2 separate regions of the Mus musculus genome follow, and region 1 is linked to region 2. The links are chromatin loops, found by intact Hi-C in ENCODE. Cell type or tissue: heart. All regions are shown on one strand. Each heading gives the region's core, and the rest is flanking DNA. Links, peaks and the distances in the headings are about the cores only.

The links. Peaks named below come from ENCODE experiments on the same cell type or tissue, not always from the same donor. Only the 100,000 strongest peaks of a DNase experiment are listed, where the experiment ranks them.
Region 1: a loop joins it to region 2, with 2.8 times the contacts of the local background. A loop is called at or near these places in 22 of 42 quality-filtered maps.

What each region holds. Positions count from the first base shown.
Region 1 is chr9:59,558,196-59,574,597 of GRCm38, reverse strand. It overlaps Hexa (hexosaminidase A), which reads right to left. Exons shown (of 14, transcript NM_010421.5): 7 at 15,142-15,274; 8 at 13,521-13,701; 9 at 12,572-12,655; 10 at 12,230-12,302; 11 at 11,548-11,731; 12 at 11,284-11,374; 13 at 10,611-10,715; 14 at 9,489-9,777. The coding sequence ends at 9,714. Among named protein-coding and RNA genes, the nearest start is that of Celf6, 12 kb to the left of the region's middle. In heart, for the core only: CTCF peaks have their summits at 7,300 (motif pointing left) and 8,768 (motif pointing right); DNase peaks (open chromatin) are centred at 7,217 and 8,837.
Region 2 is chr9:59,346,609-59,363,010 of GRCm38, reverse strand. Bbs4 (Bardet-Biedl syndrome 4 (human)) reads left to right here and starts at 9,503. Exons shown (of 16, transcript NM_175325.3): 1 at 9,503-9,601. The coding sequence starts at 9,578. In heart, for the core only: a CTCF peak has its summit at 9,752; a DNase peak (open chromatin) is centred at 9,580; H3K4me3 peaks cover 1,576 bases; H3K27ac peaks cover 1,184 bases.

The DNA of each region.
Region 1 (16,402 bases), core at 4,422-12,421, 210 kb before region 2:
TAGACCACAGCTTTGAATTCCCATCCCTATGACATTATCCAAAGTGTTTTCCAGAATACAATTCTTCAGAATTGGCAATTGTGCCCATGGTGGAACATTACCTCAAATGCTAGGCTTTCAGTGCTGAATCTTAGTCCTTCTCAGACCTCATCTCATTCATGACGTGCAATGTTTCCTCCCTCTAGTGTTTTTAAGTCCTTCCCATCATCTCCAGGGGCAAACTTGTTCCCAATTACCCACTCTAGCATCATGACAAATAATAGGCTTCCGGGAGGGGGGTTGGTTTGGTTTGGTTTGGTTTGGTTTTGGTTTTGGGGGGGGGGCAGGGTTTCTCTGTGTAGCCCTGGCCTGGCCCAGAACTCATTCTGTAGACCACGCTGGCCTCTGACTCAGAGATCCTCCTGTCTCTTCCCAAGTGCTATGATTAAAGGCGTGCTCCATGGTATGGGATTTTTCAGTTCTTCTCTTACATCAATGAAGACATAATTGCAACCTTCTTAATTTTAAATTCGTCGATTTGGTCTGTGTTATTTTCATAGGAGAAGTACCAATATTCTAAGTTGGTTTCTGCCACCACCGTGCTATAGGGATTCAAAAGAGTTAGGAGTCCTCATGCTAATTTTCAGCTTAACCTCTATTTTGGTGTCTACGTATGAATAAGCTCTTTACTGGGTCTCATATCTTGTTCGATGAGTTTGTTTATTCATGATCCAATAGCCCTATCACCAGTTAAAGGTTTTATTTATTTAGAGTCAGGGTTTCACTGTGCAGCACTGGTGGCCTAGAACTTACTTTGTAGACCAGGCTGGATTCAATCCTGCAGAAACCTGTCTGCATCTGCCTCCCCAGCGCTAGGATTTGTAGAGGAGCAGTTCTGGTGCTTTGATTTCATTGGGAATCTGTGGTTACTGATGTTTATTGATCTATATTTTTTTAAAGATTTATTTATTTATTACATGTAAGTACACTGTAGCTGTCTTCAGAAGAGGGTGTCAGATCTCGTTACAGATGGTTGTGAGCCACCATGTGGTTGCTGGGATTTGAACTCTGGACCTTCGGAAGAGCAGTCGGGTGCTCTTACCCACTGAGCCATCTCACCAGCCCTATTGATCTATTGATAAAGATGCCAGTGGCCAATGGCTGGGTGGAAAGAAAGAGGTGATACTTCAAAGGCTGGCCTTGACCTCTTAATTCTTCTGCCTCCACCTTCTAAGTGCTGGGATTGTAGGCATGTACCATACCTGGTTTCATAATGACTCTTGACATCTGGTATTGTCGTGGTAATATTCCACAAAATTAATGTGTGTATTGCCCTTTAAGAATAGATAATGGACCAGGCAGTGGTGGCGCACACCTTTAATCCCAGCACTTGGGAGGCAGAGGCAGGCAGATTTCTGAGTTCGAGGCCAGCCTGGTCTACAAAGTGAGTTCCAGGACAGCCAGGGCTACACAGAGAAACCCTGTCTCGAAAAAACAGAAAAACAAAAGAAAAAAAAAAGTTTGTTACTCTTGGATTTTTATTCTTTCAGTTACTTTAAAATCCTTTCCAAATTCAACAATTTAAAAATTGGGATATTAGCCTAGCATGGTGCCACAGACCATGTGTGCCTTAATCTCAACCCTCAGGAGGCAGAGGCCAGCCTGGTCTACAGAGAGAGTTCCAGGACAGACAGGATTATACAGAAAAACCCTGTCTTAAAAAAACAAAATAAATAAATAGAAATTAAAAAATAAATAAAAACTGAGGTCTTAAAAGTGTACCTCCGGGGCTGGTGAGATGGCTCAGTGGGTAAGGGCACCCGACTGCTCTTTCGAAGGTCCGAAGTTCAAATCCCAGCAACCACATGGTGGCTCACAACCACTCATAATGAGATCTGATGCCCTCTTCTGGTGTATCTGAAGACAACTACAGTGTACTTACATATAATAAATAAATCTTAAAAAAAAAAAAAGTGTACCTCCATGGTAGACTGCTTGTTTAGCAGGTACAAGGCTCTTGTTTTGAATTCCACTAATGCAATATGTAAACAAACAAACAAAAAACGGGCTTCACTGGGTTTGGTGGTGCACACCTCTAATCCCAACACTTGAGAGACAGAGGTAAGTGGATCTCTGTGCGTTAGAGGCCAGTCTGGTCTACATAGGTAGTTCCAGAACAGCTAGGGACACATAGTAAGACCTTATCTCAAAAAAATGGATTTCATTTGGAATCACATTGACACTATAGACCATATTAATCTCTTGGAATATTGAAACTTCTAATCCATGATCATGCCATATACCTATATATGGGTCTTCTTATATCTTTCCAAACATTTAATAAGTTTTCCCATAAAGTTCTGCTCTGGGGAGTTCTTGTTTGTTTTGAGACAGGGTCTGATGTAGTCCAGGCTGACTTCAAACTCATTATATAGGCAAGGATGTCTGAACTTCAGGGCCTCCTGCCTCTGTCACCTCCCAAATATTGAAGTTACAGGGGTGTTTCTGCACTTGTGGCTCCCTTTATCTTCATGAGGTTTATTCTTTGGAACGTGTAAGGCCTACTTCTGTCACATGAGGTGCACTGATGTTTATCTAGACTTACATAACTCAGACATTTGCATTTATGGAAATGTTTGTACATGGTCAGGAAGTATCACCTCTTTTGCTTGAGCCAAGTCTCTTTCTTTGTAGATAATACAGGTAGAGCGATAGGAGATGGCACTTCAAGACATGGCTCCTTTAGAAGCAGGAAGCTGGACTTCCATGCTGAGAGATCTAGCAGTCAAATGCGTTTAAAAACCTAAAAGAAACTCAGAGTGGAGAGATGTCTCAGTGGTGAGGGCAGTTCCAGAAGATCCGCGTCAGATCTTACCTCACGTTAGGAAGCACACGACTTCCTGTAACTCCTTTTTAGAGCATCTAATGCTCTCTCTTCTGGCATCTATGGTCACCTATATTCAAATACATAAACAACACATATACATAATTACAATTTTTAAAAATTATTTTTCTGGAAAAATCAAGTCAAGTGCATCGACTAGGATGCGATTCTAAGTGTGCCAAGCCTGAACAAAGATGGAGCAGTGTAAACAGAGATAAATGGACCTAAGAACTGTTGATGTAGAATGAGCACATATGGACAAAGATTGGAATAGAAAAAAGTTAAACAGGATTCCTAGATTGATTTCTTTCTTTTTCTTTTTCTTTTTTTCCATTTCTCAACACTGGGTTTCCCTGTGTGATCCTGGCTGTCCTGGAATTCACTTTGCAGCTGGAGTCTGCCTCGGACTCAGTGATCTGCCTGCCTCTGCCTCCCAAGTGCTGGGATTAAAGGTTTACGCCACCACTGCCCGGCCTCCTAGATTTCACCTGTAAGCACTGGTGGAATTGTGTAATACTGAAGTGGAGAGCTGTGAAGATGTGTGAGGGACAGTCAAGGGATAGGGAATTCAGAGGACATGGACATGTGGACATGTATGTATGTCTTTGTGGATAAACCTACATATGACATTATATAGAAACACATACAAACATTTATAAGAAAAAGTAAGGCACTAAGGACTTGTTTACATATGAATAATATTACGTTGAAGAAAAACAAAGGCTGTGTACAAAAAAAAAAAAAAAAAAGAGTCTGTAACGCCGCAGAGGAGTACCTGCTCAGCCTAAGCAGAACTCCGGATTTAATTCTCGACACTACAGAGAGGAGGAGGAGAGGGGGAAACCGAGGATTTCATGCCTGGAAGTCCAGCACCCATAGGCTAACTCAGGAGCATTGCTCTGAATTCAAGCATCACCTGGGCTACATAGTGAGCTCTGAGGAAGGGAGATGAAGAACCAGCTTGCCTCCATCGTAGGCTCAAAAGCCATCTTATAGTAAAAATCAAACTAACTTCATTCTTGTTTATGCTTAAACTTCTCTTTTTCAAGGATTGGGCTATGCCCCACCTGTAACCTAACCACAAATAGTTCTGTACTTCATATTCCAGAAATGGCAATGATGTGTCTGTTTCAAAAGGTTATATGGCCACCTACTGACTACCTTGTCAGGACTATGACTACTTTGTTCCACCACCTTGCAACCATGCCTTGGTTTCAAGAGGTCATTAGGACTAACCTGTTTGTCCTGCTCCTATAACCCCACCTATTTTCTCCCATTTGGAACCCCTACCCCTAAGCTAGAAAAGCCTTGTCTTCCTCATATCCAATGCTGACCTCTCAAACCCTGCCTTAAGGGGAGGCAGCTTGTTTTAATTAATTAACTAATTAATTAATCAATCAGTTAATTGCTTTAATTTGACAATGATGATTTGGCGGCTCCTCCCATTTTGAGGATTAATAAAAAGAAGGAAAGAGGGAGGAAAGTGAGGAGGGAGGGGCAGAGGGAGGAAGGCTCCCAGCTCCCAGCTCCCAGCCCCCAGCCCCCAGCCCCCAGCCCCCAGCTCCCAGTTCCAGCATTGTTGGGTGGACATAGCTAAAGAGTGCTTGCTGGAGGGCGGCAGGAAGAATTTCACAGAAATCTGGCAAGGGAGATTTTCAAGAGGGAGAAGTAAAAAGATTCAAAGTTCAGAACCAGGTCACAGGATACATAGCTTACTACTTCAATGTGTCCTGGCTTTAACATGCAGCTCATCCCAGTCTTGCTTAGAAAGGCTCTGGATGGGGCTAAAACCAAACTACAGTGTCCTGGGCATGATGGGAAGGGAAAAGTGAAAACAAGTTAGTGCCAACAAGAAAACCTGAGCTGAGAGCCTTTAACTCCATTAGAGAAAGATGGGATGTGTGTGGTGGTTGAGGGAAGCTAGGGGTTAACTTGGTAAAATGCCATACATTCAACTCCCTAGAGTTGCACAAACTGAGCATGGTGGTTCACAACTGGGATCCCAGCATACAAGATACAGAGGACCAGAAGTTCAAAGGGCTCCTCTGCTGCATAGTGAGTTTGAGAGCATTCTGGGATCCATGAGACCCTGTCATGGATGAACAGAAAACTTGGCTCAAACCAAGATCTAACAGACTAACCGGCATCATGAGTGTGTCGTGTGTGTGTCCAAAAAAGAAGACATCTAATGTAGTGGCCAGTGGTGGCATAGCAAAAGGTAGGGTTGAGCTTGGAGCTTCATTCTCTAAGCAAATTCAGACTCCAACTATCTGTATAATCATACTGAGCCACAAAACCTTTCTATCTGTCCCTGTGATGGTTGTCGACTTGGCAGGATCTAAACCCAGCCCTGGGTGTATGTGTCGGTGATTATCTAGCCTGCATTAGCTTCTGGGAACATCTGTGAAGGACACCTTGGTTAGGTCAATTGCAGTGGGAAGATCCACCATAAACGTAGGTGCCATCATTTGGAGGGCTGAAGCCCTGGGCCCCATAAACTTGAAAGCAAGCTAAGCACTACTAGCATTCTCCCTCTTAGCATCCTCATTGCAAATGCAATGTGGCCAGCTGCCTCAAGTTTCTACAAATGTGACTTCCTCACCACAATAAACTGTAACCTCAAACTATGCGCCACAACACCCCTTCCTTCCATAGGATACTTTTGTCAGGCTGTTAACCCTAAGAGGAAAAGTAAGGAGCCCAGTGAAGATAATGGTGACGCCAACACCAAAAACGGGATGACATGGGATGGAGTGGTGGGTGGGCCTCTCCTACCTACACACCAGGCAAGTGCCCTACCACTAAGTTACATCCTAAACCCAATATCATTGCCGAGTACTCTACACATTTGACATGGCCAACACAGAGGAGCGACAAAGCACTTTGTTGCCCAGCTGACTGTCCAAGAATTCTGACTTACAGAGACTAGATAAACATCAGCAGTGCCCTCCAAATTTCTCCATCCAACAATCCTTTATTAGGATAGAGTATTCAGGTAACTGACTACCCGCTCTCATTCTCACATTTAGCCAAGTGGAACACACTCTACCTTCCTTCAGTGTCTGCCTGTCAACAGCTCTGCCTCCTCTTTTATACCCTTCTGTAGTTTCTAAGCACCCCTCCTGTAAACTGCAATAAAGTGATCCATAGGCAATTTATTAATAGATGGATGTGGTGATGCATGCCTGTAATCCCAGCACTCGAAATATTCAGGGATGAAGTCAGGATTTCAAATAGTGAATTAAGGGTAGCCTAGGTTATATCACATCTTGTCTCAAATTAAAAAAAAATTTCTTTTTTGAGACATGTTTTCTTTGTGTAGCCCAGGCTGTCCTGGAACTTCCTCTGTAGACCAGGCTGACTTGGAATTCAGAGATCTGCCTGTCTCTGCCTCCCAAGCATGGGGATTAAAGGTGTGCACCACCCAGCTTAAATTAAAAAAAAAGGAAATAAATCACAATTAAGTATCAGACACTGTAGAAAAATGTGATTTAAATTAAATTATGGAAGGTAACTTTGGAGAAGGGAATAGGATTGAAAGACATACCTATTTTTTTAAAGTTTATGGCATTGTGTGTTGTACACATGTATGTGCATGCATGCATGCTCATGATCCACAGAACTTATAAGAAGTCAAGGAACAACTTGGGCTCAGCACCTTTACCTGGTGAGCCATCTCAACAGTCCTGTGTTTCTTCTTCTTAAAGCTATCTATCCTGGGCTGCGGATGTAGCTTGGTGGCAGAGCACTTAATAGGCATAAACTCTTGGGTTCAACTGGTTACCATGAATGGAAGCAAATAATTGTTGAGATATTATAATCCTGTGTTAATAGCAGTATAGAAAAGGATGCTAATTTTCAACCTTTTAGAGTTTATTAGTAAAGGAAAACAATTTTACTTAACAAAGCTCCTAATTCTTATTTTCAGAGTAGAACAAACAAACACACACTCATCATGCCAGGTCATCAGACCCTGAATCTAGATTATGGGTCAGGTTAACCTCACAAGGTACTGATAAGAATTACGTGGACAGACCTCATCGGTGTTAGGGATATTAGATGGGGACTCACATGTCTCATATGAACATAGAACACATTATCCTTACCTTCCCAGTTATTGACCTTCCTCACTTCAATGGTCCCGAAGTTCCCCGACACCACCACAGCATTCTTAGTGCCGTAGTGGCACCTGGACCCCTAAGCCCTGATGTGTTATCCCTACAACCATCCATTGATGTGCACTTGAAGTCATCGGGGACACCAGTTAATCATAGTCTTGGAAGGTGTACTGCTGGCCACTCAGCATCCGCTCATGTCAAGGAAAGGGGGGCCACACACGCTCTGCTTCCTTTTAATTCCTATGGGTCCTGCACTTCCTCCTATTCAGAGGAGCGCCAGGGGCAAAATGGGTACTTCTCTGCCCCCTGGTGGTGCATCGAGAACCCTAGCAAGCCTGATTCTGTGCACTGTACACATTGGGTGCCTGGCTGTGAACCTTGTTCCTGGCCTATGGGCAGTTTGAGATCTGACAGTCTTCAGGTTAATGACCTCATGGTCACAGAACACAAACATCGGTGGGTGGCTGGAGAAAAGCACTTGCTGTCTTGTCTTGACCAGGTTACTACCATTTTTAAAAAAAAAAAATGGTAATAACATTACAGAAAATGTTTCGGGGCTGGGGATTTGGCTCAGTGGTAGAGCACTTGCCTAACAAGCTCAAGGCCCTGGGTTCGGGTCCTCAGCTCTGGAAAAAAAAAAAAAAGAAAGAAAATGTTTCGTTGAGTATAGTCACAGAAACTTAGTTCTAAGACCTATTTTTGTGGCTTCTTCCCTCACTGACTCAGATCAGTGCTTGCTCTTTTCCTGAACATTGGGAACGCCCAAGATGTCCTGGGAGAGGTCAGGGGCATTTAAAGTCTATCGACAATGTTTCTGTTATAGTTGTCAGGTGAAGAGTCTGGGGGCTGGCAGACTAACAGGGCTCAGTCAAACAGCAGTAAATCACAGATTTATTCAGTGTGCAACAAAGAGGCCTCAGCTGTCCTTCCAGCATGGCACATGGAGGGCTCCCAGTTTGGGGTGAATTGTCTCAAGAAACCGATACCTGGCTAGGGGTGGGTGGGATGGGTGAGGCACACATTTAATCACAGCATTCAGGAGACAGAGACAGATTTCTATGAGGTCCAAGCCAGCCAAGGCTACATGCTGAGACTTTTGACTTAGAAAAGCAAAAAAAAAAAAAAAAAAAAAAAAAAAAAAAAAAAAGATGTGTGTGTGTGTGTGTGTGTGTAGTGGGGTGGGGCGTAGAGGTGGCTCCAGGTTAAGAAAACTCCTGTCCTCAAAGAAGACTCGCATAGTTGCTATAGTTGATTCATAATTGTCCATCACTCCAGTTCCAGAACACAGGATTCAGATATACATGTGAGCAAAACACTCAGACACATAAAGTCTAAAGTATGGAAAGGGGGGATACTCAGAGAGGGTGTCAAGTATCTATATAACTTTCATTCCTGCCAGTATTGGTCCATTTCTGCAGAGTCCTCACTAGCAAGCACCCTCAGGCTTCTGAATAACAGATGAAAGAATTCTTTTGATGTAGAGGTAAAGGCTTAGATTATGGTTCCAGGCTAGAACTCGGGCTTGGCTAGGTGGGACTTAAATTCCTTAAGAATTTTGCTCTAGCAGAAGGTAGTCACTCTATTCCTGTAGAAATGGCACGACAGAGGCAAATCATAATGGCCAATCCGGTCCCCAAAGAACCTGCCTGAGGGACTGAAGAGTAGCAGTTAAGGACCAAGATATCTGGCCCTGCCTTTCAAAAGCTTCAGTACCCAGAATGCTGTAAGCTGATACCTGGAACCTCTTCCTTGCCTCTGCAGACCAGGCTAAGGGACCTGCAACCAGCAGGGGGCAGGCTGCATCCACAGCTTGACAGTTCTCTAAGACAGTTCATCTTAGAGGATACCAGGTCACACCCTCATCCGGGGCTCAGTCCCCAGGGCTTCACTTTCCAAATCAGCTGTGTCATTCACAAGATGCTATGGGCTGACAACCGGGAGGGAGGAGTGGGAAACCGGCTGCACTACTTTGGATTTGTCCAGACCCCTCAGAAACAGGTCCTTCAAATTCAACACCTTGCTGTGACTGCTGGTGTGTGGTAATCTCAGAATTTGGGAGGCAGAAGGCTCAGAAATTTCAAGGCCAATATATACATCAAGTTCAAGGCTAGCCTGGCTCACATGAAATTCTTGCCTCATGTGATAAAATCAAAAGACTTTATCCCGGTGCCTGAACCACAGTATCTGCTCAACAGTACACAAATAGCGGGGTCAAGGAAATTTAAGAACCCAGGAGGAGAGTGGAGCAGAGGCTCAAGGGAAGTGACCACTGGGACCAGGCTGAGTCTGGAGCTCCCCTAAGCTCCCACAGCATCTTCTTCCACAGACAGAAGCCTTGGAAGGGACACAAAATGAAGTGTCCTTTCTGAGGACAGACATGTGGGAGAACTGGTGAAGCACTCACTGCCTTTAACCTGTACAATCCAGGAGAGGGTCCTGAGTGTAACCGGTGGTGACCTGAGGGCCATTCATTCGTTTTTTCTTTTTACACAAGCAACCCAAACTCATTAGAGAAAATGCCACATAGATCTTTATTGAACACCAGTGCCAGCACCAGCCTCCTTCTCTGTAGTCACAGGGGCACACGGGCAAGGGGTGCTCTCCCCTGGCCGGGAGGCAGTGAAAGATTAGCCCTGCCCCGGGACCTGCTCTCTTAAGGCCAGCACCCTCCTGGGTGCTCAGCGCAGCTGACTCAAAGGACAGCAACCTCCTGGGTGTTCAGCACTGGTGGCTCAAGTCTGCTCAAACTCCTGCTCACAGTAGCCTACACTGATGGGCTGGGCCTGGATTCCTCTCCTGGAAGAGAACATAAAGAAATGGAAGATGAATTATTTGGCCTTGGACCATGGCAACACCATCTCCACAATAACCAAGAGCCTCCTTCCCATTTCAGTGAATCTCAAAATATTACTGTACCCAAGTTACTTGGAGACCTCCCTCCAAGATTCTCAATGAGGGCACTCTTTCTATCGTGCAGGTCTCTACTCCCCCACCAGAATTCAGTTACTTTGGAAAAGAGGACAGAGCCTGAGGGATGTCTGATGCTCTTGGCCCACTCAGATGTCCACTCCTGCTTCTAATATTCAATAAGCACAGCAGTGGAAAGGACTGAGCTGGGGATTAAACCCTGTCCTCGAGCTAAGGCTCAGAAGCCCTAAGAACTGACCTTTAGGGAACCGCTAAGCACACCTCCATTATCACAACAACAACAACAACAACAACAACAACAACAACAACAACAACACAAACCAACCCAACATGCTTGGAGATAAACAAAATGCCACTTCAATTACCCAGTGTCTTAGAGCTCACGACAGAGGGCTCTCAGCCATGTCTGCTCTGCACTAGGCTATGTTTCTATCAAATGACTGCTTACACAAGCCACAGTCAAGGGAGTACAGGTATTCATGAGTCAGTCAAAGCTTACAGGTTCAAATCCTGCTTCCTGCCGATTTTTAATAAAGTACTCAGGGGCTGTATACTCCTAAAATGGAGACAAAATGTTCCCACCTATGGGCTGTGATACAAATTCTACAGGATGGAGTATTCTTAGACAGTACCTAGCACAAAAACTTCTAAAGTTTTGGCTCTTACTCCTTTCTTCTTAGATCTGCCCAGAGCCCGCTTACCTCACCAGCTCACAACGGAAATGCGACAAACGTTTAAAGGCAAAGTCTATATTAGTTGTCAGGTTACTGCTCCACAGTCTCTCAGCGACGGCACCCGCTCTGGGCCTACAGGAGGGAGGAGACAGAAGATTGCGCCCTGTGTGTCTTCCTTCCCAAACTAGCTCAGCCGTAAATGATGCCTTGTTCAAAGTTGACAACCAGATGGGCGCTCTAAGGCAGTTCCAGGGCTCAGTTGCACCCTCATTAAAACCATCCGCATCAGCATACAGACAGTGATTCCAAGCTCCTCCTCTCCCAGAGACATAAGAATAAGGGTAATCCTTAGGGCATGTCAGCTGAAAGTTAACGTGGTATACCCCACTGTATTTGGGGAGGTTGCCGAGAAAATGCCTTTACTCTCATCCCAAGCAAGTACCCCTGGGTTCTTTACGGAACTTGTGAAGTGGAGACAATGGCCATTCTCCTGCACACATAATGCTTTATTGGACGCACACACAGAAGCCACATGGGACGTGAGCATCCCAGGCAAAGAGAAGCATCGTCTCAGAGCCTCCCTCACGGGTGTAGCACTGGGGAGCTGGAAGGGACAGAGACTGTGAGGCACAAGCCTTACCGCAAGCCTAGCCTCTGCACCCCCTACCCTACCTTCCTGGCCTCACCCCAAAATCCTTACCAGAGTCTGGGGACCAGGTTGGTGCTGTCCACATACTCTCCCCACATACAGGCCTCCCCTCCAATGACCAGAGCCTTCTGTTCAGGCGTACCTGAAGGAAAATAAAACAACAGACCATGGTGGTGAGGCTCTCCTCCAACTATCCTTCCAGTGCGGCCTTCTCCTCAGAAAGGCCATCTCATTTCCTAAATTGCAATGTGTTCCTTGCCCCTCTTAACGCCTAGCCTGGATCTCAGCCCAGCCAACAAAGCACCCTGCTCTCACCATGAAACGCCAGGGGCTCCACTTTGTACATGTCCTTCCAGTCAGGGCCATACTTTACACGGTTCAGGTACCAGGGAGCAGACAGCAGGGCCCGGAAGCCAGCCCTGGTGATATCTTGCATCTCCAACATGTACTCTACTGGCATTTCTTCCCGCCACACCTGTATGATTGTATCTGGCCGAACCTGTCACGAAAGGTCAAAGGGCAGTCATGGTACAGAGTTCAGAAGACTCGAGGTTCATTCTTACGCATGGTACCCAGGCCACGGAGAGCTCCCAGCTTCCCAGCAGCAAAGGATGCTTCTGAGCTGAGGTGCTCACTACTTAACAGAGCCCCCTGCTGCTCCCCTCCCAGACCCACCGTAGCTTCCCTGTCTATATAGAAGAAGTAATTACTGGTTGAGAGCTGAGGGGAATGGCAGTGGGGTCCAAAGAAACAGAGGATCTAAGTCTATGATTCAGAAGGAAAGCACAGCACACAAAGCCTCAGGAATCCACAATTAGATACGAGGTTCTGACCTAAACTCCAGCGGCCACACTTTTGTAGCTCTTCTAGAGAGCTAAAGAGATGCCGCCCAGCTCTCGGACCGTAGAGCCTATTTGGCAACATGATTGGTCCCTAGAGCGGTCAGGGAGGCCCGGGAGATTGAGATGGGTGCTTTCTCTTCTCTGCCCCTGCTCACCTTCACTTTATTATCAAATACCTCCTGCCACACCACATAGCCCTTGTCATAATCAGAGACGATGTCCAGCAGCCTGGAGAGGAGAGGAGCATCAGCAAGGTGTCACTCGGCTGTGTGTGCCAGCCCTCCAGGCGCTGAGCCTGGCAGGGCCTAGCCCTGACTGGACATGAGCATCTCTGGGTAGATCTACCACCTGACCACTCTAAACCTGAACAGATAGGACAAAGGGACCCTTAGGGAGCAGGGAATGGTCCTCGGGACTGACTTTGGTACTGAGAGCAGACACCATTCCCCATAGAAGGTGATCCCTAACACGCCCGCCCGCCCTCCTTCCTTCCTCACGTCTGGATGTAGAAGGACTCCAGCTGCTTGAAGTCAGTAAAGCCCTTTTTCTTCATGAAGGCCTGGATGTTGGGGTTGGACTTCCTGGGAAGCCAGAAAAGAGTGGTGATTAGCTCTTCCAGCATCCTGTAGCCATGACAACCTTCAGGTTAGGCATCCAGCCCCCTGCAACCTGCCCCTTCCACCTAAAATATCAAACCACCCGAGACAGCCCAAGGTCTCCAGCCAACTTGTAGCCAGGTAAGACTGGAGAACAGACACAGGCTAAGAAAGAAAGAGGCCTGATCTTGAGGAGTCTCAGACCCGCGCTCTCAGGGAGAACGCGCCTTCCATTTGCTCTCTGGATCACACTAGTCTCGCAAGCCTATGATCTCTGACCTGCTGCAGATTCCTTAACCTACAGTGCCTGTGTTTGCGTCCATGCCTTTCTCATCATGTTCCCAAAAGACAAACTTTCCTCACACCTAACTCTGGGGCCCACTGCTCAGAAGCCCCTTGGCCCCTTTTGGCCGCTGTAGATCTGAGAGTTTGAGCTTTATGACTTAACATTAACTAGGTCTTGTCACAGGCATTCATGAGCTGCCCAATATGGGTGCTGGGTGGGAATCCAAATCTTATTCCTCAGTCCTCTGATATACATCAGTAAGTGCTCTCTAGCTTGCACTAGACTCTTGATTGGACTATTTTAAGCCTTCTTAAGTGGGGACTGTTTTTCTTTATCCTCCATTTTTCCAAGACAGTTCTAGGCTCAGAATGAGGATATCCATAAATATCCCAGGATGTGAGGGAGGAGGAGGAGGAGTTCAAACCAACAGTCTTGCTCCTCATATAGGGCCTCTCTGGGCTGAGACATGGCTCCCTTAGAGGTGAGCCCGTAAGTAGCAGCAGCAGGCCCATAGTGCTGAGTAACCCACCCGCAGGCTGGTGCGTGAAGTCCAAAGGCTCCTACCAGCAGGTGAAGTCGACTTCATCCCCTCCCAGGTGGAGATAAAAGTCCGGGAAGACTGAGCTGATCTCCAGGAAGAGTGTGCTCATGAAGTCATAGGTGCTGTTGAGACTGGGGTTCACCGGTCCAAATGTGCCAGAGAGATGAGACCCAGAGTAGCAAGGTGTTAATAACCCAGGGGCACCTAAGTTAACAGAGAACCCACGAGTGTTACACATACACCTGCCCATGGATACTCCTGCACAGTAGGCCCTAGATAGAGTAGATGACTGTTCATCCACACGTGCAGTGCTGGGTACTCACAAGCATCAGTAACAACCTGTTTAGTCACAATTAAGTAAATACAGATATATCTACCATCAGAGACTGAGGCTGGGCTACTGGCAATGAATGCCGATGTGTACGATCTTACCCCACACACATTTTCCAGCATAAACCACCCAGCCCCTCAGGGCTAAGGAGACAGCGTGTCAGCACCCACTGACAGCCCCTCCACTCTAGCGCCTGCTGCCCATTTCCACATTCCCCGAGGGCTGTGTCTGGGCCAGGAGGCAGCCTATTCCAGTCTTCCCAAAGGTGTCATCTAGGGTTCACTCGGGGTTCCTGGATACAGAAGCAAGTGACTGAGCAGCAAAAATGATCATGCAATGGTGATCTCCAAAGACTAGCTTCAACTTCTTCTTTGTTTTTTATTTTGCTTTGTTTGTTTTGTTTTTTTCAGAGAGGATTTCACTGTGTAGCCCTGGGTATCATGGAACTCACTCTAGACCAGGCTGGCCTTGAACTCAGTGATTTGCCTGATGCTGGGATAAAGGTGTGTGCCACCCCCAATCCCCCATCTTCTTTCATACAAATTCTACCCTAGGGGTCAAACTCCTCAGTATCTACTTTAAGGTATAAAAAACCTACAGCAATGTCTGGGAAACACTTTTGCTTTTGTTGGGAGGGGGGGAGCAGGGGAGGGGGGTGGGAGGCAGAAGGCAGAAGCCTGAATCACTTATGCCTCAGGCTGGCATTAAATTTTAGATCCTCTTGTGGTTTCCTAAGTGTTGGGTTTACAGATGTCTATCAATATGCATGGCCTCTTCCCTTATATACACAAACACATACATACATACACACACATGCATACATACATAATTTTAAGGCTTATCTGTTTTATGTATATGGATGTTTTATCTGTGTATGTGTATCTGCACACCAAAAGGTATCAGATCCCAAAGGGCTACTATTACAGATATTTATTATCTGCCAGGTTGGTGCTAGGAATTGAACCTAGGATTTCTGGAAGAGCAACCAGTTCTCTTAATTGTTGAGTCGTATCTCTCCAGCCCCATCTGCCCATAATTTTACTAGTGAAAGTCTCTGCATAAATTAAATTTTTCCTAGGAGCAGCCCAGGCAGGAAGACTCTGGGGCCAAGACACCCTTAGGAGTAACTTCCGAAGCAGGAGCTGGCTCACTTGAGCCACTTTCTTGCTTTACCTATGGAAGGAACTCCCTCTAGGCAGGAGTTGATGGAGAACATTTTTTCAAGAGCCAAGGCCAAGATATAAGACATCTAAGAACCAACGCCCTGGAGCCCCTCTTTTAGCAGACGCCTCCAACTGCAGCTCCATTCTTACCTGGCCCCCAGGACAAAGTGTGGCCAGGAGTGTCAAATTCTGCCAGCACACGGATACCCCGAAGCCTTGCGTATTCAATGACCTCCTTCACATCCTGTGCTGTGTAGATGTGAGTGACAGGGTTGAAGGACCCCTGAAAGGCAGAAGATACGCTTCAGGATCTCATTTCCTGTGGCTACTGGGAAGAGAAGATATTCAAACACCCTGAATTTTAGAACACTCGTCCGAAGCCCATGTGTACTGGTGACTTCTTCAAGAGTCTATTATGATAAAACTATGATAAAATTTCCCCAAAGTTATCACATCTACTGCTTTCTTTTGGTGAGTGTGCATGTCTGCATGCGGCAGCACCATTGTGTGTGTTCCTCTACAACTTTCTTTTATTTTCTGAAATAGGATTTGTAATGGTTTGAATAAGAATGGCCCCCATACAGTCATAGATTTGAATGCTTGATTACCAGAGAGTGGAACTATTAGGAGGTGTGACCTTGTTAGAGTAGGTGTGGCCTTGTTGGAGGAAGTATGCCACTGGGGGCAGGGTGGGCTTTGAGGTTTTGGAAGCTCAAGCCAGGCCCAGTGGCTCACTCTCCTATAGATATGCTGCCTAGATATCTAGAAGAACACCGCTCAAGCTACTTCTCCACCACGTCTACCTGCATGATGACAATGGACTAAATCTTTCATCTGTACGCAAGCCCCAATTAAATGCTTTCATTTAGCCGGGCATGGTGGCGCATGCCTTTAATCCCAGCACTCGGGAGGCAGAGGCAGGCGGATTTCTGAGTTCGAGGTCTACAGAGTGAGTTCCAGGACAGCCAAGGCTACAGAGAAACCCTGTCTCGAAAAACAAAAAACAAAAACAAACAAACAAAAAACCAAACAAATAAATGCTTTCATTTATAACAGTTGCCTTGGTCGTGGTGTCTCTTCACAGCAACAGAACACTAAGACCTGAACCTGAACCTGAAACTCAGCACTGGGCTCCAGGTACCCACTCCCATCCCCCACCCTCACCAGTCCTCAGGTTGTTCAGCAGACTGCCTCATCTTCCCAGGACAACATCTACTGCTTTATCTGAGCAATCTAAGGCTAATGAGATAAATAAGAAGGAATTATGCCCATTTAACAGAATGTATGTAAATAACATCAAAAAACAAAACCAGGAGATATTAGCCACGGAAGGTTATAAAACAAATTAATGTGAGGACTTGAATCCTTGGGTCTTGACTTCAAAGCTGCTGCCCTTTCCTTCTGATTAGTT
Region 2 (16,402 bases), core at 5,160-13,159:
GGGAGATTAATATGTCACTATGAAAAAACAGTGCAAGGAATCTTAATTCTTTTCATACAGAAAAGACAACATAATCTTCAACTACAATTTGGTTACTCAAAGTAATTATCAAGTGACCACAGTACCATCAGCAGGGCCACGCGACTTCTCTGCTATACACACTCTCTTTAACTCTTCTATTGTGCTGTGATAACGCAGTCTGTTGTTTCTATAATCTGCTCTTCTTGCCAGAGAAGGATCTTGAATGCAAGCACAACAAAAGGAGGTCAGCTGCAGAGCAGACAAACAAGTAAACTAATGATCATGCTGTATGTTAACATACATCTCATTCCTTATTTCCAAGCACATCCTTCTGATTCAGGCATTATTCCTGAACCATCACAGACATCTGTGTACACTAATGGCGGGTAAGACATGGTCACTGTAGGAAAGGTCTCTATTCATGTAGATGACACAGTATCAACAGAGGAGCCCTGTGAACTGAGTGTGCAGGACGGCCAGCATCCAACTCGATACATGAGTCAGAACTCTGTGAAATTTGTGCAGCTCCTCACTTCTCCATTCTTGGCACTATGAAGCCACAGTTCCCAAACAACTCACACTAAGCTTGATGAACCGACAAGAGCCAATCATATCAATCTTTGCTTTCAAGTCGCTCGCCCCACAAAAGTGCTCTACAGTGTCTGGGAAGTACAGGGGGACCCATAGAGAGCAGGAGCTTGATCCACTGAGGGATTTTGTGTCGCAAGAGGTTGTTTCTTAGCATTCTTTACCTACCCAAGGTACTTTACAGTCATGAACACTACATCTCTTAAATGAACCTGCAGATATCCTGTTAGTTGCTACGTTTATGTCATGCAGAGGGGAAAAGAACCGATGGGGATGAATGTTCTACTTTTCAATCCCAGAAATGAAAACAGTTACAAATAAAATAAAATAAAGTAAAATAAAATAAAATAAAAACAGGAATGAGAGACCACTGTCAGGTCAGATATGTAGCCGTCTCCTAAAACTACCTTCATGCTGTCAGCTTTCCCTCCGTGAGTGTTTCTAAGCATCTTAAAAAGAAAATACCCAGCCGGGCGTAGTGGCGCACGCCTTTAATCCCAGCACTCGGGAGGCAGAGGCAGGCAGATTTTTGAGTTCGAGGCCAGCCTGGTCTACAAAGTGAGCTCCAGGACAGCCAGGGCTACACAGAGAAACCCTGTCTCGAAAAAAACAAAAACAAAAAAAAAAAAAACAAAAAAAAACAAAAAAAAGAAAAGAAAATACCCATGGGTATGATCATTTTACACATTGGATCCGACACCATTTACAATGGCATCAAATAACTCACTGGCTACTGAGTTTCACCGTACCTTCACTGCTACTGCTAGAGTTTCCTATATCTCCATAAGACCCCTTCATAAATTTTCCACTGCCTCCTGAGGGCTGGACATCCCTCAATATTCTTTTTTTCTTACCTGAAAAAGAAATGAAGACCCAACAATGAAGTTCAACCTTAATGGCATAAAAATAACAGAGGGCAGCTAAGCATTGATCTGATTTTAAATATTTTATCTCATTGCTTCCTTCTGGATCATCACAGAGATCAGTGTACACTTGGTGTAGACATCACATGGTCAATATAGGTAAGGTGAGGACCAAGAGAAAAGCCGCATGAATCAGTGTGGCAACACAGTATAACCCAGATGACCAGTATCTAGAGCACTTGAACAACCACATGGATGCAATGAGGTTTAGACAATTCCTTCTTCCTCTACCCTTTGCACTAGGACACTGGAAATGAAGGACTCTTCATAAGCCTTATGAATCTGAAAATACCTAACAAGGTATTAATTAAAGGTTTAATTAAAACACAGGCACCACAGAAATCTCATGACATTTGTTAAATACGAGAAACAAACAGACAAAACCCAGCAGCTAGTTTAGACAGGGTGCATGCAGAAGGGTTGGTTGGGTGGCCTTGAGCCAAAGGGACAGTGATTGCTTGCTTTTCATTCTTAACTCAGCATGGTGGTTCACAGATCATGGAGAACATATAGTATTACCTCCAGTGGTCCACAGCAGGAGAAAATTATATTACATTAATACATTTCACTGGAAGCTACTGGAGCACTTGCTTTTATGTCACTGGGAACAAATTGCCTGACAGAAGTAAAAAGGAAGATGTGGAGGGATGTTCTACTTTCGAATCCCTGACACAGAATATGAGTTTACAAAAGAAGCATCCAGGGGCCTTGTGGGTGTAAGTGCACCTCCCACCACCACCACACTCAAGCTGCCTATCAGTGCTTTGTGATCATATCTACCACAATGACTCAGACCAAAATCATGCTAACCCAGTTATTACTTGGTGGTTGGCAGGGAAACAACACTCTCTTTCAACCTATTCACTCTAAATAAACCCTCAACATAAACTGACAAGACAAGATGCCTCGACAACTGTTGCTCAGTTCACTGAGTGTGTGCATTCTGCCTCTCAGTGACCGTTACCTTAGCAACAATCTCTATAGCCAGGTCAGACCTACCAAGAGCAAGGGCAGTGGCTGCACTCACACTGAGTGTGCACATGCCCTGGTCACTTCTTCCTCAGGGAAGTCCAGTTTCTACTATACAAGCTGAGTTTCCATCCACTATCTACCCAGGGGTAGAACTTCCCTTGCTTCCCCTGAACTCAAAGCCTCCTTAGCTGATGCCTGGACATGCAGACACACCCTGGTATGACATGCAGCCATGTCTTCAGTGCTGGGTACATGCACTGGATGGATGAGCTTCCTCTGCTCTTACTTGCTAGTCAACATGGAGACTGACTAACAGTAAAAGAAAATATGTTTAAAGCAGAGTCTAGCTGGTCTTTAAATGTGGCCAGTTAAAAGAATTCTTATGACTAGATTTCCAACTGCATTGATTGGAGTTGGGCTTTAAACTGTGTGATGCTTTGAGCTCATGATGATAACCTAAAGTCTGTCACCAGTTCTTACTTTGGTCTGTTGCAGCAAATGAAATTAAGATTGGACACACATGCAGTTGGCCTTCTTTGCTGGATCTTCCATTGTTACAGCGAATGCTCTCACTAGGCAGGTCACCTCATTCATTCCCTGTTTGTCATTTTTGTTTCCTATGTTGTTGTTGTAGTTGTTGTTAGGCATGGTCTCATTGGACAGCCCAGGATGACCAGAAACTGTAGAACTGGAAATAACCATGGAGTCCAAAACCCCTGCTTCTACCTCTGGGGTACTGAGACAATGGGCGTGAGTACTGCCACTCAGATTTGGGTGGCACTGAAGATCACACTGAGGGCCTCCTACATCCCAAGTATGCACTTTACCACAAAAGCTGTTTTCCAGCATATTCTCTGTCTCTCACACTTGTGCAAAGTCTGCACCCAGGCAAATGGATGCTTAAGTGGGATTTTGTTATGGTTTTCTATCTCTGCAGATTTGACTTGTACCAGGTGCATCTAATGGCTGAAATTCATCTATATTGACTGATGGAATCATGATAAGGCAGTCAGTGGAAGTTTGATCTCATATACTGATACTGGAGTTCATGTTGTGCACACAATGGTGATCTTGGCCTATGAAGGTAGACAACTCACTTACCTCTGTGTCTTGGTCACTTCTATGGAGCAATAAACAAACAAATAGAGCCAGCATGCAAGGCTATGATGAGGTCTGAACTAACATAGGGAAAGAGTGTACTTTCTTTATTGAGAAAACTGATGTTAGAAATCGGGTTTAGGGACTGGAGAGATGGCTCAGCAGTTAAGAGCACTGAGTGCTCTTTTGTAGGTCCTCAGTTCAATTCCTAGCAATCACATGGTGGGTCACATCTCTCTGTAATAGGATCTGCTGCCTTTTTCTGGTGTGTCGGGAAACAGCTACAGTGTACTCACATACATAAGACAAACAAATACATCTTTAAAAAGAAAGAAAAAGTAAGAAAAAAAGAAAGAAAGAAAGAACAAAAGAAAGAAAGAAGAAAGGAAGGAAGGAAGAAAGAAAGAAAGGAAGAAAGAAAGGAAGGAAGAAAGGGACAGAAAGAGAGAAAGAAAAGAAAAGAGAAGAAAGGAAAAGAAAAGAAAAGATAAAAGTAATTGGTTTTTTAAAATTGGGATTTCTATCTAGGAGACATATAGATATAGATACATTCTGGTGCATAAGATCTCAAACTATGTTTATCACAACTAAATGCATGCAGAGTACACATGCTCACAATTTGTAACTTAGGATGTCACTTTGTAGGTTGGTTTGGGGAGGATGGGGGTTTCTTTAAATGAAAGTCTTGACAGTCCCTGCCAGCTGGTGATAGAAACTGAACACTGACAAAAGATGGGCAGTGCTTATACAACTCTTATCTTAAATAGGTCTTAAGGAAACAGCTTCACAATACATACGATATCGTTTCTTGGTTGGCTGCACCTACAATTTAGAGAAAAGAAACTCTTAGGTCCAGAACACAGGGAGTTCCAATTATAAATTGTTTGCTTCCTCTTTTAGTATTTATATAATTATAATTAGGATGGGAAAGACTAGTCAAGACAAAGATTCTGTATTAGTCATATGATTAATGTAAAAACATCTGTCTGAACTTGGATACTCTGTGACAAAACTATTTTTCACACTTTCCCTGATTCAGCCCAAATCAGATCACCCTATCACCCTGTTAAGGGTTCTGGATGCTACACTGTCACAGGGCAAAGAAACTTAGTAACAACCTGTTCTTATGAGTCCCCTTTAAGAAGTGCATCCATAGCCCATGGTCTGTGTGCCCCCTAGCTGTGAAGAAAGAGGTTCCTTTGAAGTGATATGGATGACCACACATGCACAGTTGAGGAGGGATATGGAAGCTTCTCTGACAACCCCTGCCCTCATTCCAACCTCAACCCTTACCAAAAACTAGACTGGAAGCGACAGAATTGAACTCTTTTATGAAGGGTGATGAGAGTGCTGAAGTGTAGCTGTTCACAATTCATAGCTTCTGGTATGGGTAGGGGGATGACTCAGTTCTAGATAAGGGGCTTGCCATCATTGTTTGACCATGCTCCAGTAAGTTTATAAATAACAAAGTTTAGACTTGTTTTCCATTAATGTTATATTTATATTTAATTTTTGTGGCAGGAAGGAAGACATGGAGGGACTGGGAAGTGAGTGTCATCAAAGAGCATGAAGTGAAAGTCACAGAGAATCAAAAAAAAAAATGTTATGTTAAAAAAGGGGTGCCTCCATGCTCAAATTACCTACACTAAATTTCATGTTTTAAAAGTTGGGTGACCTCAATGTTCCTATGATTGACACAGGAAGTTTCTAGCACAGCAAAGCCTCAAAAACCTGCTCATTCCATCCAAATCATAGAATACTGCAGGAGAGCGCAAAGACAACACTTACAGGAAATACACATTTTTCATAAATGATAAGTCAACTACCTTTGAAAATATTTATTTGGTGTGTATCTGTGCTTGAGTATATGTATGTGCATGTGTCTTAGTTAGGGTTTTATTGCTGTAAAGAGACACCACGACCAAGGCAACTCATAAACAACACCATTAATTGGGGCTGGCTTACACTTCCAGAGGTTGAGTCCATTTTCATAGTGGTGGGATGTAGGGCAGCATCCAGGCAGACATGGTGCTATTAGAATGGAGGGTTCGACAACTTGATCTGAAGGCAGCCAAAAAGGCTGTCTTCCACAGGCAGCCAAGAGGAGGGTCTCTTCCACACTGGGCAGAACTTGAGAAGTAGTAGATCTCAAACCATGTCTACACAGCGACACACTTCCTCCAACAAGGCCCCATTTATTCCAACAAGACCACACTTCCTAATAGTGCCATATACCACAGGCCAAGGATATTCAAACCACTACAGCAGCACATGTGTGCAGGAATCCACAGAGGCCAGTAAACAGTGAAAAGTCCTCTAGTACTAGAGTTACAGATGGTTGTGAACAGATGGTTATAAAGGTTCTCTGCCATGTGACAGTGTAGGGTCCAGAACCCTTATCAGAGAGATAGTGTAGTCTGATATAAGCTGTGTCAGTAAAATGGGAAACCACCAAAGAAATCAAACCTGATTCCTTTGAAGAGCAGCACGTACTCTTAATCACGATACCATTGCTCCAGCTTCATCTGTTATCTTTTGAGTAAAAATTACAGAAATTTAACTATAAAAAGGAGCACCTTTGGGGAAAAAAAAAAGGTCTCCTACAACATTCCCCACAGTGACCAGGTCAGGGGATAACTTGGTACAATTGCATTTCATTCACTTCCTAAGTAAATAACTTAATACATGTGTATACATGATTGTTTTTATTATTACAATATGACATTTACTAAAAATAGAGGGATTGTAAAGTCCCTGGGAAATACCTTGGAAAATGTGAAGGCCAACTTACCTTCGCTGGCATGGACAACTCTTCTCTCTGGACAGTCCCTTCACTTGGGACTGTCATCTGGATGTTATCTGGAAAACACACACACACACACACACACACACACACACACACACACACACACACCATAACAGCTCAAGGTACAATCTGTAATTTCCCAGAGATCTTTGCTTCATAAGGACAAAGATCTATGGATTTAGTCTACACAGCTGAACTGAGTGGATATAGTAGCTCATTGATAAGCATGATCAAACTACTGCTGGACCATCCCTTCTGATGGGAAAGTTGGAGAAAAGAGGAATGGGGGACAAAACTTTTGGCCTCTCTCAGTAATGAGAGTAATGTCTAGGACATGTGCACCAACCATGTTTGATGGGTGAGTACTAAAATGAAGCATAAGGTAACACAGGACTTCTATCATGTCTTCAGGCCATTCTGAAGTCCAGGAAGATTGACACTTTCTCAAGAACCTCTCAAACCTATGTCAATGCCCACTACCTGAAATATGCAGAATTTTCATTTGTAATTGACCAAATGGGAATTTAAACTCAATAGTCCACACAGCATACTAGACAAATAGATTTGACAGAAGGTACACAACATAATTACATTCACCCACTCATCCTTTAAAAGACAATAAGTTGCTGAACAGTGGATGATGATATCAGTTTACTCTAAGTAAACTACACACATGTAGTTCTGTTGATCTGAAGGTGCATTCTTTTCATTTAGCTGCTTTGAAGCTGTCTGGCTTTCTTGTGTCTATTAAAATTACCTGATGGGCTTTTCATTTCTTGTTCGTTGGTTTTGTGTCTTGCATGCCATTATACTTATGTAGTAACCACTTACGCCAATATGTCCCACTTCTTTTACAATTGTTTTATATTTATGTATTTTGTGTTCTGAGTGTTTTGCTTGCATTTATGTTCTTGCACACATGTGCCTGGTGCTTGTGGTAGTCAGAAGACGATCCCTAAAACTGCCATTGTGGGCAGTGTCAGCCTTAGTGTGGCGCTGGGAGACAGCCCAGGCTCCTCTGCAAGAGCATGGGTGCTTAACCACTAAGCCATCTTTCCACTGTCTCTTTGTTTTTAAAGGATTTATTGTCTTCATGTAGATGAAGGACTGTTTATATGTTCACCACAGAAGCCAGAAGGGTACCATGTTACAAGCACTAGAGAGCTGCGTGCCTGACATGGATGCTGGGAACTGAACCCCAGTCCTCTACAAGAGCCACAGGTGTTCTTACCTGACCCATCACTCCACAAATGGTAGCATACCATAAATTCCTTACCTTTTTCATAGGTAACCTCTACCTGCTTTTTTTCTTTTAAATCTTCAAGACCGGGCTGGCCTATTTTGAGGGTTATCCTCCTGCCTCTGCCTCCTGAATGCTTGGATTACAGACTAGTGTCACTGTGATCAGCTTGTTTGTTTTGGAGATAAGGTCTTAGCATGTGGCCAAGCCTAATCTGTAACCCATATGTAGCCCACGGTAGCCCACATTCCTGGAAGCCCTATTGCTTTCAGCCTCCTGAGTGCTTGGATTGCACGTATGAGCCAGTGTGCTTGGACTCTTCTTTCTACTCTTCTACTTCTGTCTGTCCACCCATCCATCCACCCATCTATCCAGAAACAGGATTTCATCTATCTATGTCTGTCTGTCTGTCTGTCGACAGGATTTTATGAAGCCAGGCAGGCTAACCTGGAACTCACTATGTTACTAATACTGTTTATGAAAGTCTGATCTGTCTGCAGCCTCTCAAATGCTGGTGTGTGCCTCCACCTACCTGGTTTTCCATTTCTTGTGCCATCTCTTTTTTCTAAGGAAAGTAGTCTCTCTTAGATTATCATTTTTTGGCATCCATTTTATTTTATTTTAAACGTTTTGAGAAAAGGTCTTGTTACATAGTCCTGACTGTCCTTCCTGGAACTTTGTGTAGATCAGGCTGGTCTCAGACTCACAAAGATCCATTTGCCTCTGCCTTCCAAAGAGCAGGCATTGGCAGGCGGATTTCTGAGTTCGAGGCCAGCCTGGTCTACAGTGTGAGTTCCAGGACAGCCAGGGCTACACAGAGAAACCCAGTCTCGAAAACAAACAAACAAACAAACAAACAAACAAGTATGTCCATGTAGAGTAAAATTACAGTTCTAAACAGCCTACCTCTGCTCTTTGCTTGCCTGCTATACAGTTCTCTTCCCTAGAGAGAACCACTTTTAGTATTTAAATATCCTAGAAATATTTTCTTTCTTTTTTTTCTTTTTTGAGACAGGGTTTCTCTGTATAGCCTTGACTGTCCTGGAACTCACTTTGTAGACCAGGCTGGCCTCGAACTCAGAAATCCACCTGCCTCTGCCTCCCGAGTGCTGGGATTAAAGGCATGCACCATCACGCCCAAGTTGAAATATTTTCTAATAAAGAATTATGTACATAATATTCTTAGTTTTGCTTTCTTCTTATTAACATAGACACTGTATGCATTTCTTGCACATTGTCCTTATCTGATAATAGAATACCTTGGCAATTCTCTTACCATGTAAATAGTTGTCTCTTTTCAGATGCCACACAATATGAACTTATCATTTATTTGATTTCTACTGTTGGGTATTTAGGTTGTTTTTTTGGGTGTTGGTTATTCCAAACAATGATACATCGGATACCTCTGTATGTAAAGCCATGTCTTATGTCTATATGTATAGAATAAATTCCTATAATTGAAACAGTTGGGTTAAGGTTATAAGCATTTTTAATTTTGGTAGTTGTGGCTAAGCTGCTCTTATTGGAAGCTTGACCAATTTGTTTCCACTGGCGATGAAAGCATATTTTCCTCACAAAATGTCATTGAAAAACTTTGTTGCCAATGTAAGGCTTAGACCAAATCTCTTGGAAACATAAGTTATAAACTTCGTTGTCTACTATCTAACTGACACGCTCCACTCTAAATTCGTCCAGCCCGGTGCAGAGCTATCTAAGCTCTGGCTGCGAGTCCCCTCACCTATTCCTTCCGAGCTAAGCCATCCATCTGTGGCTGAGACCCTGGAACTCACTGACCTCACAGCCTGACCTTCCACTCACAACTCCTTAGGGGCTCAGGTTCCTCCTTCCTTCCCTGGCTTTGACTTCCTGCTCAGCTGGTCGCCCGGGAAACGGTCGGCTTCCGGTCGCGAAGCGGTGGGCGGAGCCAAGATGGCTGAAGTGAAGCTTGGGATGGTAAGCGGGGAGATTCTCGGAGGCTTAGCGGCGGCCTCAGGGCGGAGCGTCGTGGCGGGGCCGGGCCAGGCGGGGCCAGGCCGGGGCGGCCAGCGGGGCTGGGGTGGCGGGGCCGGGGCGTACGCCAAGTAGTCCCTCCGGGAGGCGGCGCGGTCCAGCTCCCCGCCTGGCTGGGCGTTTGGCGAATGCTGACCTGTGTGCAGCGCTTCGTCTGTTTTGGGATTGGGCAGAGAAGAGAGGTTTTTTGGAAATGGTGTTTTTCCTACTCTTAGGATTTGAGGGTGGGCGTGAGGTGGGGGTTACTGCACCTTCATTAGGCAGTTTTTGATATCCCATAGATTGGTAATTTAATTGGATGAAGCCTGGAACCATTCAGCGCCCCTGCCCTCTCACTGCGACTGGCTTGTTTTCCCAGCTGCGATTAGATTTCGGAAAAGCCCTGTTTCAGAACTCAGCTGGTTTAAATCGTTAGTTAATTCTACAACAGCCTCTGTGAATTCAGGCTGACCCAGAAGTAACTGGCTTTTTGCATCACTCATGACCTTGCTTGTTTGTGACAGTCTTGTATGTACATGGTATTTGCACCTGTAGTTCATGTTGGCTACGGATTAGCCACCTTTAATCCCCTGACTTCTGGGATTTACAGGAGTGCGTCATCACTCCTAGCTCCTTTTTTTTGGATTGACTTATAGTTGTATGTTTATGAGGTACAGTGTGATGATACGTCGGTACAAAGTGTACTGTGTGTGATGGTCAAGTCAGGGTCATTACCATTTCCATCTCAGCATATAAACTGTTGCAAACAGTAGCCCCCACATAAGCATTTGCTTCTGTCTGTTGGTATTTGGCTCCTGTTATTGAATATTATTGAATGTTTCTCTCCATCTTTTCCCTTTCCTAACTTTTGGTGACCTCTTGTTCTACTCTCTATTTCCATGAAATCAACTTTGTTTGTTCCTTTTTGTAAAGATAGGGTTTATTTGTGTATCCCCAACTGACCTAGAACTAGAGAGTAGACTAGGCTGCCTGGGATTAAAGGTGTGTGCTACCCCGTTGAGATCAGCTTTTTTAGTTTCCACATAGGAGTGAGAACATGCTTTGGCTTTCTCTGCCAGGCATATTTTACTTAGCATAATTTTTCCACAGTACTACAGATTACACCTTATTCTTTTTCATGTCTAAATAATACATGCATACTCCTGGAGTCTAGGAATCTCTTCACAAACCACACAAACACTGATCGCAGTCAGACAGGGATAGTTTATTGAGCAGATGCCCCAGGACTGGTCAACTAGGGCCATGGTCCAGATTCGGGAACTGAACCATGACCCCAAGTTAAGATCTTACAGGGTTTTTAAGCCCCAAATCCACAAACATCTGTGCCAAATTATTTCACCAATCAGGATTTAGGGATAGGATTTCCTTAGGAACATGTTTTGTTGTGCATTTACCCTGCTCCCATTGGTTGGGGTATTCAACTGTGGCAGGAAACCTGCCTTGTCTAATATTCATGTCCTAACTTCTCTACCAGGATGGGACTTGTCTAATATTCATGTCTTAACTTGCCAACCAGGATGTCAGTTACCTGTGTACATGTCTCTTTCTGCCAAGTAGGATGTCAGTTCCCAGGGAGGTTTTGGGAACATAAACTTTACTCGACCACTACTCAGAATGGAAGTTTTATTCCAAATAGTTTCTTATATTGGGGCGGGTATCTTTCTTATGTTGGGGTCCATCTCGGGGGCAGCTTATACCATAAAAACTTGAACACAGGTACAGGAAATACTGTTGGGTGGTTGGTTCAGATCCAAGCTTATTGTGGGTAACTATATAAAACAGTCCTATTGACTTTTTATTGTGACTGGTTTTCAAGGGCACAGAACATAACAGAATATGTAATCAATCTTGGCATCAGAAAGTTTCCTAGCAACAGCAGAGAGATAGGAGAGAGTTTCCTTATAATGGCAGGGTAGTCAAGTATCTGTTACCTAGGCCTTAACATATTACCTAGGCTTTAACAGTCCATCTAGACCTTAATATTTTACCTAGGCCTTAACACATACCACAGTTTATTTACCCATTTGTTATTTATCCATCCTTGGGCAACTCCATTGACTATGTACTTTGATACTGTGAAGAATGCTGCAGTAGATGAAGAACACAGTATCTCTTTGGTAGAATGAGTGTATTTTATTTTGGTATGTACTCAGTAGGAGGATAGCTGGATCATAGGATGTTTTGTTGATTTGAGATAGGGTCGTCTTATATAGCCTAGGCTAGGATCAGACTACAGTTCTCTTGCCTCAGTACCAAGGTGCTGGGATCATAGGTATATGCCATTGGGCAAGGACTGATTATTCTATTTTTAGCTTTTTGACAGTAGTTGATTTTTGAGGACTATGTTTGTAATTGTATTTAACTTCGGAGACATCCCTAATAAAAACATGAAGCCTTGTCCTTTACTTTTTACTTTTTTTTACTTTTTACTGTTGGGTTTCAAACCCTGTCCTGAACTAATGAATGATTTTAGTGGTTTTTTTTTTTATATTGTCTTTTGAAAAACACCATGGAAAACAGACAAATTAGTTGCTTCTGGTTGACAGTCTTATAATGCAGTGTTGTCTCTTGTAGGGGTCTCTTTTGTTTGCCATTTTATTTGCAGAGTGATACCAGCAGAATACTCAGTACAGAGAAGAAATCTCAGTGCATAAGCTAAAAGATAAATAATAATCTGCTTAATGTTCTAGGTTTACGATACTGGCACCATTATTGTGGGATATCCACCAGAGAAGACTGATCAGTCTCGGATTTAAGGCAATAGAAAGTCTATTAGTTGGTTGGCAGGTGACTATACTGGGTGCTCAGGATCCCAGTGTAGCCCTGAGTCCTTCTCAGGATGAGGTTTTAAGCACAAAAACCATATTTTGAGTTGACATACTTCAGTTAACAAAAACAGTTAGCCAGAAGCAGAACTACAGAAGCCGGAAAAAAAGGTTAGCACATTTAGAGACTTTTCTAGAATTATGGACTTTGGATTAGGCCTTTGTTTTACTTTTGACAGGTGACAATGTGTATATGCTGAGTTTATGGCTTTTTTTTTTTTTAATTTTTTTTGTTTTTTTGAGACAGGGTTTCTTTGTATAGCCCTGGCTGTCCTGGAACTCACTCTGTAGATCAGGCTGGCCTCGAACTCAGAAATCTGCCTGCCTCTGCCTCCCGAGTGCCGGGATTAAAGGCGTGCGCCACCACGAGTACAGTTTGTGTGTGTGTGTGTGTGTGTAGGTGCACATATGCCACAGCATGCATGTAGAGGTTAGAAGACATCTTTTAGAAGCCAGTTCTCTATCTCCATTGTGAGTTCCAGTGATTGAACTCAGACTGTCAGGCTTGTAAGGCAAACACTTTTACTGCTGAGCCATCTCAGCCCATAAAACCAATGGGTCCTTCTTTCTTTAAAAAGTGTTTTATATTTTATTTGTGTGTGTGTGTGTACATGTGTGCATGCTTGCACATGTGTGAAGTAGCACACTAGCGGAGGTCCGAGGACGACCTTCTGCCCTATGGATCCTGAGGATTGAACTCAAGTCATTAGACTTAGTGGCAAGGACCTTTACCTTCTGGCTCAAGGAAGGATGGGTAGTGTCTTAGCTGTGAACAGACACCATGACCAAGGCAACTCTTACAAAGAAAAACATTTAATTGGGCTGGCTGAAGCATGTCAGCATACAGGCTGGCATGACATTAGAAGTGAACTGAGAATTCTACATCTTGACCAATAGGCTGCAGGAAACTGTGTTGCATTGAATGTAGCTTGGACATAGGAGACTTCAAAGCCTGCCTCTACAGGGACACACTTTCTCCAGCAGGGACGTACCAGCTCTAATAAGGCCATGCCTCCAGTAGGCCAAGCATTCAAACATATGAGTCTGTAGGGGCCACTCCGCAGGTGGTTACTCAGTTTTTGTGACTGCATGCCACGTGGATCAGCCACATCCACGTCCATGTCTATAGTCTTAGAAGTTAGGCTATGAGAGACTTTTCATTCCCCGTTTAAAAGTCTTCCCCTAGTCCAAGAGATCAGACTCAGAACAGTCTCTGACTATCACAGTTTCCTGTATTGAGGTCTCTGATTTCACACTGAATCATGGACTTTTCCCTTCCTCTGTCTTGAAGGTCAGACCTGAGGGGCATCTTCTTACTCTGTGTTCTTCCATACACCAGTTCTTTCCATGGGTTCCAAGTTCTTGGGTCCTAGCAAGAGCTCTTCAGATCTGACTTGTATTCTTTCCATTGCACCCTGTCAGCTGTAAGACACAGCAAGTAACATCTCCCTCATTCTGCCCTTTTCTTGCTAGATTAGAGGCTGGGCAGGTTCTTTGGGGCAGAAAGCTGAGCCTCAGTTGTATGTCTTATTGCCACAGAAAAGTCTATGCAAGCACTGACTCAGCCTCTCCCATATGCACTACTTTCAGAGACTCCACTGTATTCTCTAGCACATCAGGGTTGGAGTTCTCTTCATACACACATGGTAGTCACCCTTTATCAAGGAAGCCTGCCACCCCATTTTCTGTACTGAATTCTGGGATTTCTCCCTTAGATGGCAAGCCTTGATCAGATGTCTTATCACCCATTGCAGAGTGCATGCAACTACCAGTCCAGTAAGGAGGCACACTATGCCATTCTGTCTAGGGAAAGAGAGCCATGTCAGGATTAGTCCTCCACCCTCGGGTCAGCCTCAGTTAACATGTCTTCTCATTTATCATCATAGGGACTATGCCACCAGTCCTCCCCACTCATCGTTGATTCTGTTGGTTCTGTTTGGGTACCAGCTATATTGTGTGACTTTTTTGGGGACTATATAAACATTTGTACACCCTAGGTAGAGTACTAATAGCAAACCAAAGATTATTTCCCCTGACTGGTTTGGTGAATACTGAGTTTATGTGTGGCTACTTATGGGGCCATAGGTGAACTAAAGGCAGCTACATCACCGAAAACCCCACTGGAGCATTGGTGATTGCTCTTCAAGCCTGCATTCCTGTACAGCTTTCAGTGAGTCTCACCAGACTGTCTCCACAGCAACTATTTACTACTTTTATGACCTTGTGTGTCTGCATCTTGAAACTTTTGAGCTTCATGAATCTTACTATCCTCCTTCCTTCCTTCTTCCAGGAGGAAGGAAGTAGCCACATAGCATTTTTTTTCATCACTATCAAAGACATTTTAGAACGAAGCCTCACATAAATACTTATTTCCCTGCATGCTATAGGGTCATCAGAGACTTTGCTACCCATTGCCATCTGCCTGTTTACTACACTAATTTTAGTTTCGTGCTTCTGTCTTGGCAATCCCATGAGCTACACTTTTTCTTTTTGTATTCTGATGCTGACAATACTTACATACTTTACAAAGTCACTCCTTCATTCCAATTGTTTTGTTTCTTAATGTAATTTCTTCAGAAACTTAAGAGTTACCAGGCAGTGATGGCACACACCTTTAATCCCAGCACTTCTGAGGCAGAAGCAGGTGGATCTCTCAGTTCGAGGCCAGCCTGGTCTACAGAGTGAGTTTCAGGACAGCCAGGGTGACATAGAGAAACCCTGTCTCGAAAAACCAAAAAACAAAACAAAAAAAACTTGAGTGTAAAGATTGACATTCTGAGTTTTCTACATGTGCCTACTATTACTATTATTGGAAATTAGACTTGGTCTCATGCATGCTAGGCATGTACTGTACCACGCATGTCACCCCAGCACTTTTGAATTTCTTGTGCTAGGGCTGGATCCCAGTGGGAATTACTTAGTTTGCAGTTTCTTATTCCTCTTGCACACTTAATTTTTTACAAAAGATCACATGTATGGATGTTTTATCTGAATATGTTTAAGTGCATGATTTGCATGCCTGATGCCGACAGAGGCCAGAAGAGGGCACAGGATCCCCTGGAACTGTAACTGCAGACTGTTGTGAGCCACCACACGGATGCCAGGAATTGAACCTGGGCTCTGTAAGATTACTCAGTACTCGTAACAGCCCAGCCATCTTCCGCTCCTGTTGTTTTGTTTTGTGAAACAGGGTTTGCCTATGTTTCTATCCTGGTTAGCCTCAAACTGGATATCACCCTCTCTCAGCCTACTAAGTGATGGCTTATAGGCATGCATTACCATGCTTGCTTTAAGGTACAGCTGAGTGTGAAGTTTCTTTTGCCAGTTATTCAGGTGCACACTGTTGTATATGTTGAAGGCAGAGGTTGGAGGAGCCTGAGTTTTAGGCCAGTCTGGGGTATACCCTTTAAAATTAAAGTTTTTGTTTTGTAGCTGGAGAGATGGCTCAGTGGTTACAATCATTTGTTGCTCTTGCAGAGGATCCAGGTTCCATTCTCAGCACCCCAGTGATGGCTTACAAACATCCATGACTCCAGTTCCAGGAGATCTGATGCCTTTTCTGATATCTGTGGGCATGAGGCACATACTTGGTGTATATACATGCAGGCAAAACAGTTATATGCATAAAATAATAAATCTTTCAGACACTTTCTTTTATTGCTTCTGAAAATGTTGCAACCAATATTTCCCTCCTTATATTAAGGCATATAAATAGTCTTGCTGTTCTTGTTTTTGTTTTGAGACAGAGTCTCACTTGTATAGCAAGGCTGTCCTAAATATATCAGGTTAACAACTCTGATATCCTCCTGGCTCTGCCTTCCTGGGTACTAAGATTAATGGCACGTGCCACCACAACTGGCCCTTATTGTGGTATATGATGTATAAAATTAGGGAACTGATAAAAGAAAAATCCACTTAA